Regions from separate parts of the Homo sapiens genome. Here region 2 is linked to region 1. Evidence: read pairs that join two places in POLR2A ChIA-PET (ENCODE). Cell type or tissue: OCI-LY7. All regions are shown on one strand. Links, peaks and the distances in the headings refer to the core of each region. The heading gives the core; the rest is flanking DNA.

What was found. ChIA-PET counts read pairs that join two places held together with the same protein. Peaks named below come from ENCODE experiments on the same cell type or tissue, not always from the same donor. Only the 100,000 strongest peaks of a DNase experiment are listed, where the experiment ranks them.
Region 2: POLR2A ChIA-PET joins it to region 1 with 5 read pairs; 3 of 35 experiments call an interaction of 5 or more read pairs at or near these places.

The regions. Positions count from the first base shown.
Region 1 is chr4:39,013,720-39,020,380 of GRCh38, forward strand. The region is part of intron 1 of TMEM156 (transmembrane protein 156); the gene reads right to left. Among named protein-coding and RNA genes, the nearest start is that of TMEM156, 15 kb to the right of the region's middle. In OCI-LY7, for the core only: no CTCF peak of the experiment used is centred there; no DNase peak of the experiment used is centred there.
Region 2 is chr4:39,163,823-39,170,483 of GRCh38, forward strand. No RefSeq gene overlaps it. Among named protein-coding and RNA genes, the nearest start is that of WDR19, 15 kb to the right of the region's middle. RefSeq lists an enhancer at 2,888-4,087. In OCI-LY7, for the core only: no CTCF peak of the experiment used is centred there; DNase peaks (open chromatin) are centred at 2,569, 3,039, 3,579 and 3,999; H3K4me3 peaks cover 3,527 bases; H3K27ac peaks cover 4,459 bases.

The sequences.
Region 1 (6,661 bases), core at 486-5,485:
GACAAAAGTGTGTATTTAAAAAAGCTAAAACAGTCAACTGAAAAATGGTAAAAATTAAGAGGATATATCTGTAATGTAGATATACCTATACATTTCACTATGTAAGATCATTCATCCAAAGGTTTAAATACTGTCAAATACTTATATTTTATAATTGTAGTGTAATGTAAATATATAGGCCATGGTCTGCAACTTAGTTTCTATAAGGGGTCATTTAGTAAATGTTTTAGCCTTTGTGGGTCATATGGTCTCTGTTGCAACTACACAATTCTCACCTTATAGGATGAAAACAGCCACAGAAAATGCATATAAAAATGAGTATGGCTGCATTCCAATAAAACTTTATTTATGGATACTAAACTTCAAGTTTAATATAATTTTTATGTCATAAAATATTCTTTATTTCCCAACCATTTTAAACAAAAGAGGCTGTAAAAGACCATAGTTTACTGACCCCTGAATAAGCTATAAGTGATATTATCACGAGTCAATCTGCCATGTATTACGACATCAAAAACAGCACTGTCAAAGTCCATATCATGTCATGAAGAATTTCATAAACTTAATGGAAGAAAGATGATTGACTAACAGATATATAGGCAGGAAGATAATTTTGAATGTAAAGGTTAGGAAGGGCAGGTAGAAGACATTGAGGGGTTTAATGAACCAATGAAATCATCTTCTCCAGTTTCTGTAGATAGAATCACAATAAATTCTGATGTTGCTTTTGTCACATCCCTATGCAAAAATCAGCAAGAGCCAGGTGTGGTAGTTCACACCTGTAATCCCAGCACTTTGGGAGGCGGAGGTGGGCAGATCACTTGAGGTCAGGAGTTTGAGGCCAGCCTGGCCAACATGGTGAAACCCTGTCTCTAATAAAAATACAAAAATTAGCTGGGCATGGTGGTGTGTACCTGTAATCCAGCTACTCGGGAGGCTGAGGCAGGAGACTCTCTTGAACCCAGGAGGCTGAGGTTGCAGTGAGCGGAGATTGTACCATTGCACTACAGCCTGGGCAGCAAAGTGAGACTCCATCTCAAAAAAAAAAAAAAAAAATCAGCAAGAATTTCCCAGTAAATAAAATTTTCATCTTTTTTTAAAAAAGAAATAAATAAATGTCTCCTCTTTTTTATGCTTTGAAAAAAATTACATAAAATTACATTTATCTGTTTGGTCTGTTTCTTGAAAGTTTGGCAGGAATTGCCTGGAAAATCATCTGAAACTAGTGTGAAAATCATCTGAAACAGAGAAGATTAAAAACCATGGACTGAGTTTCTTTAATTGTTGTAAAACTCTTGAGCTTTCCATTGCTTCCTAAGTAAGTTTCCTAGATATGTGTCTTTGTGTTTCAAATTTATTGACATAAATTATTCACAATATCCTCTTATTACATCTTTAATTTTGCTATGTCTGTAGTTATATCCCTTTTTAATTTCTAACATTAGTTACTTGTACCTTCTCTCATTTTTTTTATTATTCAGTTTTGGCAGGCAGAATAAGTGTCCCTATCTTAATTCCTGGAACCTGTAAATATATTACATAACATGGCAAAGTGGAATTAAGGCAGAAGATGGAATTCAGGTTGTTAATCAGCTGATCTTAAAATGAAGAAATTATCCTGGATTATCTGGGTGGATCCAGTGTAATCATGAATGTGGAATTGGGTAGCAGAAGAGTCAATGTCAGAGTGATACAATATGAGAAAGACTCAGCAGGCCATTGCTGGCTTTGAAGATGGAAGGAGGCCACAAGCCAAGGAATTCAGACAGCTTCCAGAAGCTGGAAACAGCCAGAAAATGGATTCTAGTCTAGAGCCTCCAAAAGGAACACAGTCTTACTGATACCTTGATTTTAGCCCGGGGATACCTCTGTTGAATGTCTAACCTATACTGTGAGACAATACATTTGTGTCATTTTAAGCCACTAAGTTTATGATCATTTGTTACAGCAGCCCTAAGAAATTAACTGATACGGTTTGGCTGTGTCCCCACCCAAATCTCATCTTGAATTGTAGCTCTCATAACTCCCTCATGTTGTGGGAGGGACCCAGTGGGAGATAATTGAATCACGGGGGCTGTTTCTCCCATACTGTTCTCATGAACAGTCTCATGAGATCTGATGGTTTTATAAGGGGAAACCCCCTTTTGCTTGGCACTCATTCCCTCTTTGCCTGCCACCAAGTACAAAGTCCTTCCGCCTTCCACCATGATTATGAGGCCTCCCCAGCCACGTGGAACTGTGAGTCCATTAAACCTCTTTTTTGTTTATAAATGATGTATGTCTTTGTCAGCAGCATGAAAATGGACTAATACATTAACATATGAATCTTTCCAGTGGTTTATCCATACAAATAGTCCTTTAAAATAACCAGCTTGGCTGGGTGTGGTGGCTCACGCCTGTAATCCAGCACTTTGGGAGGCCAAGGCAGGCAGATCACGAGGTCAGGAGATTAAGATCAGCCTAGCCAACATGGTGAAACCCCATCTCTACTAAAATACAAAAAATTAGCCGGGCATAGTGGTGTGAGTCTGTAGTCCCAGCTACTCAGGAGGATGAGGCAGGAGAATTGCTTGAACCCGGGAGGCAGAGGTTGCAGTGAGCTGAGATCACATCACTGTACTCCAGGCTGGGCAACACAGCAAGACTCTGCCTAAAAAAAAAAAAAAGAAGAAGAAAGAAAGAACCAACTTGTGATTTTATTGATCCTTTCTGTATCTATTCTTTTAAGTTCATTGACTTTTGCTCCTGTGTTTATTATTTCCTGCCATTACTTTCTGGGTTTATCTTATTGTTCTTTTTCTGATGTTTTAGGTATAAGCATTTAAAGTTATATGTTTTGGTAATATTGCATAAGTTTAAACAGATAGTATTTTTTAATCATTCAGTTACAGTATTTTCTATTCTCCATTATAGTTTCTTCTCAACTATAGGTTATTTAGAAGTGAATTTTCTAAATTTCCAAATATATTACCTATTTTTAGCTTTCTTTTTGTTACTAGAATCTAATTTAATTTCATTTAGTCAGAGAAGTATATTAAAGATTGTTTGAAATGTATTGAGGCTTGTTTTTATAGTCTGGTATTGTATTAGTCTATTCTCACGCTGCTAATAAAGACATACCCGAGACTGGGTAAATTATAAAGGAAAAAGGTGTAATGGACTTAAGTTCCACATGGCTGGGGAGGCCTCACAATCATGGCAGAAGATGAAGGAAGAGCAAAGAGATGTCTTACATGGTGGCAGGCAAGCGAACTTGTGCAGGGGAACTCCCATTTATAAAACCATCAGATCTCATGATATTTATTCACTATCACAAGACACAGTATGGGGGAAACCACCCTATGATTCAATTACCTCCACCTGGTCCCACCCTTGACAAGTGGGAATTATTACAATTGAAGGTGAGATTTGGGTGGGGACACTGCCAAACCATATCAAGTATGTATTTCTTCTTTTTTTTTTTTTTTTTTTTTGAGACAGAGTCTCGCTCTGTCTCCCAGGCTGGAGTTCAGTGGCACCATATCAGCTCACTTCAAGCTCCGCCTCCCAGGTTCACACCATTCTCCTGCCTCAGCCTCCCGAGTAGCTGGGACTACAGGTGCCCGCCACCACGCCTGGCTAATTTTTTTTGTATTTTTTTTAGTAGAGACGGGGTTTCATCGTGTTGGCCAGGATGGTCTTGATTTCCTGACCCCGTGATCCACCTGTCTCAGCCTCCCAAAGTGCTGGGATTACAGGTGTGAGCCACCGCACCCAGCCCAAGTATGTATTTTTATTCCCTGAAAAGAATATGTGTTCCAGATGTTGAGTTCAATATTCTAAATACATCCATTAGATAAAACTAGCTATTTGAATTGTTTGAATTGTCTATATTCCTATTCTTCACATGGTTGTATTTTATGACTGGGAAGTATGTTTAAAATCTCCCACTAAATAATGGATTTATAATTGTCTTTTTAAAGCTATCTTTGTTGGGGCATATAAATTTAGAATTGATGCATATTCTTGTGAATTGAAACTTCTATCCATATATCCTGACCTTCTTTATTGCTAGTAATGATGTTAATCTTAAAATCTTACATTAATACCATGGCATGTGCTTTCTTCAGTTACTATTTGTTCCGTATATTTTTCTCATCTTTTCACTTTTATCTTAATGCTTTAGATAGGTCTGTTTTAAATGGCATATTTCCGGAAATTGCTTTTTTAATCTAGTCTGATAATTTTTTGTCTTTTTACCTGGATAGATTTGCCCATTTACATTTACTGGGATCATTGGTATATTTAGATTTAATTATATCATATTATTAATGCTTCCTATTTGTACCATGCTTTCTATTGTTTCTTGCCTTTCTGGCTGTTAAATTGATTCAGTGATTTTTTTTTCTCATTCCATTATTTTTCCCTTTAGTTATGTGAGGTTAGATACTATATTTCTATTATTTTAGTAGTTACCATAGTAATTTTTAACATGCATTCTTAAAGCCTAAAGTCAATCAACAGTTAACCTCTCTCAAACAATACAAGGGTCTTAGGATACTTTAACTCGGATCATCTCCTTCCTGACTTAAAGGTTACTTTTATACAGCATTTTGGTTCTATCTTGTTTTTTCACTGACATACAAATTAGTTGAGTTTTTAAATTTTATGCATCTAATATTTTCAGGATTTGTTTAGATTTACTCACATGTTTATAATTGTTGTTGAGGTTTTTTTCCCTGCCATTTCTTCTTGCATCTCTGCCCTTCCTTCTGGGATTACATTCCTTCTCCTAAAGCTAATTATTTAGAAGTTCTTTCACTGAGGGTCTGATGATTGTAAACTCTCTGTGTTGTTTACCTGAAAATATACATCTCACCAATTCTAGGTCAACAAAAATTTTGCCTCAGCACTTTGCAGGCATTTTTCACTGCCTTCTGATTTTCATTGTTGTTTTCAAGAGATGAGCTATCAGACTATTGTTCCTTTAAACTTTTTAAAGACAATCTGCATTTATCCCTGGTTATTTAAAGATCTCTTGGCCGGGCACGATGGCTCACACCTGTAATCCCAGCACTTTGGGAGGCCAAGGTGGGCAGATCACCTTAGGTCAAGAGTTCGAGACCAGCCTGGCCAACATGGTGAAACCCCGTCTCTACTAAAAATACAAAAATTAGCTGGGTGTGGTGGTGGGCTCCTATAATCCCAGCTACTCAGGAGGCTGAGGCAGAAGAATCACTTGAATTTGGGAGGCAAATGTTGCAGTGAGCCAAGATCACGCCACTGCACTCCAGCCTGGGCGACAGAGCGAGACTCCATCTTAAAAAAACAAAACAAAAAAAAAAAAAAAACCTCTTCAGTTTTCATGCTCTGCAGAATTTCTCATCACTTATTTTGCTTGGGATTTGTGGGTTTCCTGAATTTGAGGATTTACGTCTTTCAATGATTCTGTAAATTTCTTAGCCATTGTCTCTTCAAATATTGCCTTTACCCTATTCTATTTCTTCTATCCTTTGCAGCTTTGATTAGAAATAGCTCCCTTTGCTTTCCATGTCTCTTAACTTCTGTGCTATGTTCTAGGTAATTTCTTTAGATCTCTATTCCAGTTCACTAATTCATTATTTAGTTGCATCTAATCTGTTCATTTCATTCCTTGCATTTCTAATTTATTATATTTTTCACAATTAGAACTTCCAGTTGGTTCTTTTTCAAATCTGCCTGGTAACTTTTAATAGTCTTTGTTCCTTGCTCATATTGTTTTTTAGAATCACAAAATGTGGCAGAGCATTGGATCTCCCCACATATTTGTTTTATATTATTTTTAGGCTGGGGGAATAAACGACTCTGTTTGTCCTCCCTATTAACTTTGTGTGTACGAATTGTTGCTATTTTTGCTATTTTCCCAATCACAGTACCTTACATTTTGCTTTAAACTTCATATATTTTCAGGTGCCTTTCCCCAAGTTTTATTAAGGTATACTTAACTAACAAAAATTATATATATATTTATGGTATACAATGTGATGTTTTGAGATATATATATTGTTAGGTGATTAAATCAAACCTAATAACATATCCATCACTCACATACCATTTTCGTTTGTGTGTGGCGAGAACATTTACTCTCTTAGCAATTTTCAAGTATATAATCCATTATTATTAGCTATAGTCAATATGCCATACAATAGATCTCCAGAACTTATTCATCTGTCTAAATGAAATTTTGTATCCTTTGACCAACAACTCTCCATTCCCCTCACCCCACCCTGTCGTCCACGGTAAACATCATTCTATTCTATTCTCTGCCACTGTGAGTTCAACTCTTTACGACTCCATATATAGTGAGATCATGTGGCATTTTTCTTTCTGTGCCTGGTTTATTTCACTTAGCATAGTATCCCCCAGATTCATTCATACTGTTGCAAAAGACAGAATTTTCTTCTTTGTTAAGGTGGAATAGTATTATCTTGTGTATATGTACCACGTTTTCTTTATCCATTCATTCACTGATGGACACTTACATTGATTCCATATCTGGACTATTGTGAGTAATGCTGCAATGGATATGGGAGTTCAGAGTGATTCCACATCCGGACTATTGTGAGTAATGCTGCAGTGGATATGGGAGTTCAGAGATCCTTTGACACACTGATTTCCTTTCCTTCAAATATAACCAGGAGTG
Region 2 (6,661 bases), core at 929-5,928, 150 kb after region 1:
AGAGGGAGAAATGTAAGGTTAGTTAATAAAAATAGAATAAAGTCAGTGAAAGTAGGGGAATTATGTAAGTTACTAAGACCTTATAGAAAACAAAAAAACAAAATCTAACCAAAAAAAAAAAAAAAAAGACAGAATAAAGAGGAGACTAATGTGGAATGTTTACATTCTTGCCTCTACCAGAATTCTAGGCCAAAAGTAGAGCATCAGTTTGACTTTCTGGAAAGATTTCTTCTGAGACTGAATTAATTGATATGGTTTGGCTGTGTCCTCACCCAAATCTCATCTTGAATTGTTACTCCCACAATTCCTACGTGTCGTGGGAGGGACCCAGTGCCAGTGAAAGGTAATTGAATCATGGGGGCGGGTCTTTCTGGTGCTGTTTTCATGATAGTGAATAAGTCTCACGCGATCTGATGGTTTTATAAAGAGGGGTTCCCCTGCACAAGCTCTCTCTCTGCCTGCCGCCATCCACTGAAGATGCGACTTGCTCCTCCTTGCCTTCTGCCATGATTGTGGGGCCTCCCCAGCCCTGTGGGACTGTAAGTCCATTAAACCTCTTCTTCTTCCCAGTCTCGGGTATGTCTATATCAGCAGCATGAAAACGGATTGATACACTAAATAAATATAAGGTGTCCTGGCCATAGGACCCCCTCCTGAGTATAATAAAAATATATGTGGTATTTTAACACAATTAGGAGGTAGCAAGCTCTCTACCCCGGGTGAAGGTCTGGAGAGGAGTTTGGGCTGAGTTTAGTATAAAAGAAGATCTGCATCTTATACCATATGTAAAAACTAATTCTATATTAAAGACTTAAGTGTAAAAAAATTAAAATCATTCAATAAAGTCTCCTATAAACAGATAAAAACTTCAAAGCCAAGACTAGAAACCAAGTAGCTATTTTTAAAATAGACATGTTTAACTACACAAGAATATGAAAAAGAGCTCTTACAAATTGACAATAAAAAAAGAAAAACAACTCCATAAAGTTAGATAGCAGAAGAACAAATTGAAATAGCCAACAAACATATGAAAAGTGTTCAAATTCATTAGCTCTCAGGGAAATGCAAGTTAAAGTAAGAATGAAACTTTATTCCTATCAGACTAGCAAAAATTAAGAGAACCTATGAAAATTGTTGATCGTTTCTGGTGAGAAAGTGAAGGAAAAGTACTTTCATAAGTTGCTAGTGGGAGCATTAAGCATTATAATCTTTTTGAAAATCACTCTGATAAATCTATTAAAATTAAAAATACATATACTCCTCAGCCCAACAATTCTACTCATGGGAATTTATTCCAAAGAAATAAAAGTATGATTATGTTAAAAATATCTATAAGGACCTCAATGTTCTAGTAGCAAAACCCTGAGCATAAAGTGGATGCCACAGGGGAAAGATGAAATGGGATTTGGAGGAATATCCAGAAGATATTATTGAATGAGAAAGGTAAGATACAGAAAAAAAAAAATGTGTATACATTACCATTTGTTCAACAGTGCCACAAAAACACCATTACATATATGGATACACACACACAAACACATATACATGTGTGTGCCACATTTATGGTTTATGACCATAGAGGAAAAGTATGGCAGAATTCATATTAAGTTGCTAACATGTATTGTCTTCTTGTGGGGAGGGGGAAAGGGTTTATGAGGAGGAAGAAGGGAAGGGAAGAAATGGTGAAAAAAAGGAAGGAAACAGCCACACTAAAAATTATTACACTCTTTTTAGTGGATCTTACTGCTACCCCTATTTTCCCTTCTGCTGACCAAGGTGGTCCACCACATTCCTAAGAAACACGAAACACATTACACTAAAAATGAGTGCTGCAAAAGCACTAAGCAACTGGAAAAAATTATACAGGTTAAAGAATAGGTAATTCTTATATGAAAAGAGCAAAATTATATCCATTCTTTCATTTTTTAGCTAGCTAATACAAGGAGTTTCTTTTATCAATAAGTATCTTGATGGCCAATTCCTAGCTAATAAATGCCATCAATTCATATTAAAATATAAACTGAGTGTTTATTCTGTGCAAGGCACTACTCAAGGCACTGTAGAAAACACAAAACAACAAAGGTCCCCCACTTTCCTTTCTGTTTTAACATGTGGAAGACTGGAAGACTTCCATCCTCACATCTTCTAGTCTGCTCAAAGCACTGTAGAAAATCCTAAATGCAAAAAGTAGCATCCTCTTCTTCACAAGAATGGGAAATGTCATTCAGTGTAGAGCTCCCATTAGTTACGACTAGTTCTAAAAGTATTCAGCATTTTTCATATTGTAGCACTGCCTGTATTCTTCCAGTCAGGCTAAACTGTCCTCAGCTCCTTAGGTGTCTCTCCGTGAAAAGATTTTCCTGTGTGCTCCTTGAAGGAAGCTACCACATGAAACTTAACCACCCAGCTTCCACTGGCTAAGGGTCTTTTCTCATTCAAAAATCTCCTATACTCTATCCGAGCTTCAGTGAATTCAGTCTCACTTCCTCATGCTATTCAGTTCTATTACAAGCCTTCCATCAAACATTTAAGAAGAGGAAAAAATAAAGACAAAAACCAACCCCCTAACCCCCAAATCAAACCAAGTGAAACACATTTTACTTCTTTTTATTTCCCTCTGGGGAAAAACATTATTCACCCTCGTGGCTTTAACTGCCAATGACTATATGCCAATGACAACATGTCTAGCTGTGACCCCTCGTAAGGCCCACTTCCAAGTTAGACATTAGACATCTCCAACTTGATATCCCATGAGTCCCTCATGATTTAATATACTCCAAACCAAACTGATACTCCCCAAATCTCATCTATCTGTATATCTTAGCTACTTATTCGGCTGCAGAAGCCAGAACCCTGAGTCCTGCTTGATTTATAATTTTGTTTTGTTTTATTGCTTATTATCTGTACAACGATGTAGCTTCTCGAAGACTGATTGAGTCTTTGATCTCTGTAACTGGCATGATGCAGTATCTGGCAGATAAAAGTTGAACAGGTCAGGCATGGTGGCTCACACCTGCAATCTCAGCACAAGGGCAACAAAGCGAGAACTCCACCTCCATAAATAAATACCTAAGTCAGCCAGATGCAGTGGCATGTGCCTGTAGTCCTAGTTACTCAGGAGGCGAAGGCAGGAGGATTGCTCGAACCCAGGAGTTTGAGAGCAGCCTGGACAACATAGCGAGGCCTTGTCTCCGCTAAAAATCAAATAAATTAGCCAGGCATGGTGGTGCATACTTGTTGTCCCAGCTACTCAGGAGGCTGAAGCTGGAGGACTGCTCGAGCCCAGGAGATCAGGGCTGCAGGGAGCTATGATTGTACCAGTGCACACCAGCCTGGGCAACAGAGCAGAGGCCCTGTCTCAAAAACAAAAAAAAGTGCACTATGAAAAATGTGTATATGGATTTTAAGATTATTTTGCACCAAAATAAACTTGTACCAGCTTGTTACAACATGTCTGAACAAGATCTAGTTTGAGGTAGTAAAAAGAATAAGACATCAGTTTTAAAAAGATCCCTATCAGAGCAACATGCTACTGAAATTGAAACGAAACAAACATCGACTTTATGGTGGGGCATGGGTGGGAGAATGGTGAAATCACTGATGCTTTACGGGAAGTTTATGGGGACAATGCCCCAAGGAAATCAGCAGTTTACAAATGGATCAGTCCTTTTAGAAAGGAACAAGACAAGCTGAAGATGAAACTCACGGCGGCAGACCACCCACATCAATTTTTTAGAAAAAAATGATAAAAATGTTTGCAGTGGTTCACACCTATAATCCCAGCACTTTGGGAGTCCAAAGTGGGTAGATCACAAGGTCAGGAGATCGAGATCAGCATGGACAACATGGTGAAACCCCATCTCTACTAAAAATACAAAAATTATCCAGGCATGGTGGCGTATGCTTATAGTTCCAGCTACTCAGGAGGCTGAGGCATGAGAATTGCCTGAACCCAGGAAGCAGAGCTTGCAGTGAGCCAAGATTGTGCTGCTGCTGCTGCACTTCAGTTTGGGCAACAGAGTGAGACTCTGTCTCAAAAAAAAAAAAAAAAAGGATGTGGCTGAAGATCCTGAAGTATTGCTTTGAAGAATTGTAATGGGAAATGAAATACGGCTTTACCAGTACAATCCAAAAGGCAAAGCACAATCAAAGCAATGGCTACTAAGAGATGGAAGTAGTCCAGTCAAAGCAAAAGCAGACCAGTTAAGCGCAAAGGTCATGGCAAAAATTTTCAGGGATGCCCAAGGCATTTTGCTTGTTGACTGTCTGAAGGGCCAAAGAACAATTAGATCTGCTTATTATGAGTGTTTTAAGAAAGTTAGCCAAGGCTTTAGTTTAAAAAAAAATGCCTGGAAAAGCTTCAGCAGAGTCCTCTACCATGACAATGTTCATGCTCATTCCTCTCATCAAACGGAAAATTTTGCAAAAGTTTCAATGGGAAATCACTAGGTTTTTGCCTTACAGTCCTGATTTTGCCCCTTCTGACTTCCTTTTGTTTTCAAATCCTAAAAAATCTTGAAAAGGCACCTATTTTTCTTCAGTTAATTATGTAAAAAAGACTGCATTGACTTGGTTAAATTTCCAGGATTCTCAGTTCTTTAGGGGTGGACTAAGTGGCTATCATTGCTTACAAAACTGTCTTGAGCATGATGGAGTTATTTTGAGAAATATGTTTACATTTTTAATTTTTATCTTTTAATTTCATCTTTCAAAAACTGTTTGAAGTCCCCTTGTATAGTACACTGGATTCTTGACATTAGTGATCTCAGAGACTTTTTTTTTTTTTCTGAGACAGAGTCTTGCTCTGTCACCCAGGTTGGAGCGCAGTGGCGTGATCTCACCTCACTGCATCCTCCACCTCCCAGATTCAAGCAATTCTCCTGCCTCAGCCTCCCAAGTAGCTGGGATTACAGGTGCATGCCACCACGCCCAACTAATTTTTGTATTTTTAGTAGAGACAGGGTTTCACCATGTTGAACCACTCATATTCATGAGTATGTCAACCTTTGTACAGGCTTCTGGCTTTCTACTGTCAGTTTGGCTCTGTAACATATTTTTTTCCTCTTGAGAATTATTTACCACAAAGAAACAAATTTAATCACTTATTAATACAAATGATAACATGTAGAATAAAACAAATTCCAAAAAGTTGCAAATGCCAGATAGAAAACTAAGCTCACTCACAAGATAAGTGATCTGATGGCACTACACATCAGCCTCAAAGCTTGTAATTCAAATGCTCCATGACTTTCAGAGCCATTTGCAAGCAGCTGAAACTGCAAATGCTAGATCTGTAATTGTTAATGGAGTCTGTTTTTACATGTTAAAAGAAAACAAATGTACTATGCACAATAATGTCATTGATTTTTAAAAATTCTTTGTTGAAAGAAAACCAATATTTTATACTGTTTATGTTTAAATATAATACTTCTCAGGTCTTTCTACATAGTAATTTTATGATTTGTTTTTAATGAAGCTTTCAAAGAAAAACTTTGGTCTCAAACTTTAAAATGGGTGAATTGCATAGTTTTGAATCTTCGCAGCTTGAGAAAAATTACTGGTAATTATGTTTAAAATTTGAACTGGTTGCATTGTGCTTTGCTTCTGATTTCTGTTGGCACTTGTGATAGTTTTTAAATGACCATAAAATCTTTGTGATTATTTGCACTGAGCAGTGGAATATTTTTCCCCTCCTCTTATCTCTGGGTTGAATCTGTGAATCGGTTAACCAAAAGAATGTGGCAGAAGTGGGCATCATGCCAGTTGACAGCTTCCAATTTTACCTCTTCGAGCTCACTCTTGGGATGCTCTCTCTCAGAATCCAGCTACCATGTTCTGAGAAGCCCAAGCCACGTGGAGAGGCCACATATAAAGTAGCCACCATGTAAGTAAGCTTTGGCTAATAGCTCCAGGTGGGCTCCCAGCCAATAGCCAGCAGCCAGTAGCAAACATCAAATGTCAGCCATCTGAGTGAGCCATCTTGGACATTCCAAACTAATCAAGCCCACAAATGACAGGAGCCTATGCCAACATCACATAGAGGAGAAAAACCATTGTGGAGAGCCCAGTCAACCATAGAATTGTGAAATAATAAAGTGGTTATTACTTTAGACCATTAAATTTTGCTGTTGTGCAACAACAGATTGATTGATTGATTGATTGATTGATTGATTGATTTTGAGACAGAGACTCACACTGTCGCCCGGGCTAGAGAGCAGTGATGCAATCTCAGCTCACTGCAACCTCTGCCTCCCGGGTTCAAGTGATTCTCCTGCCTCAGCCTCCCAAGTAGCGAGAATTACAGGTGCCCGCCACCATGCCCAGCTAATTTTTTGTATTTTTAGTAAAGACGGGGTTTCACTGCGTTGGCCAGGCTGGTCTCAAGCTCCTGACCTTGTGATCTGCCCACCTCGGCCTCCCAAGTGCTGGGATTACAGTTGTGAGCCACCACGCCCGGTCAGATTTTTTTAAAATGCTATTGCATGCTTTCATATCAGTTGGCCCTATCGAACACTACCATTGGGGGATGAAAGTTTATTGTTCGTATGGTCCACAAATAAAGGCTTAAAACTTGCTTCTTAAATGTGCTATTTTAATTCTTCTGATAGTACACACACCATCTCAGACTGTACTGTTACCGACTTCTTTCACAATAACTGAT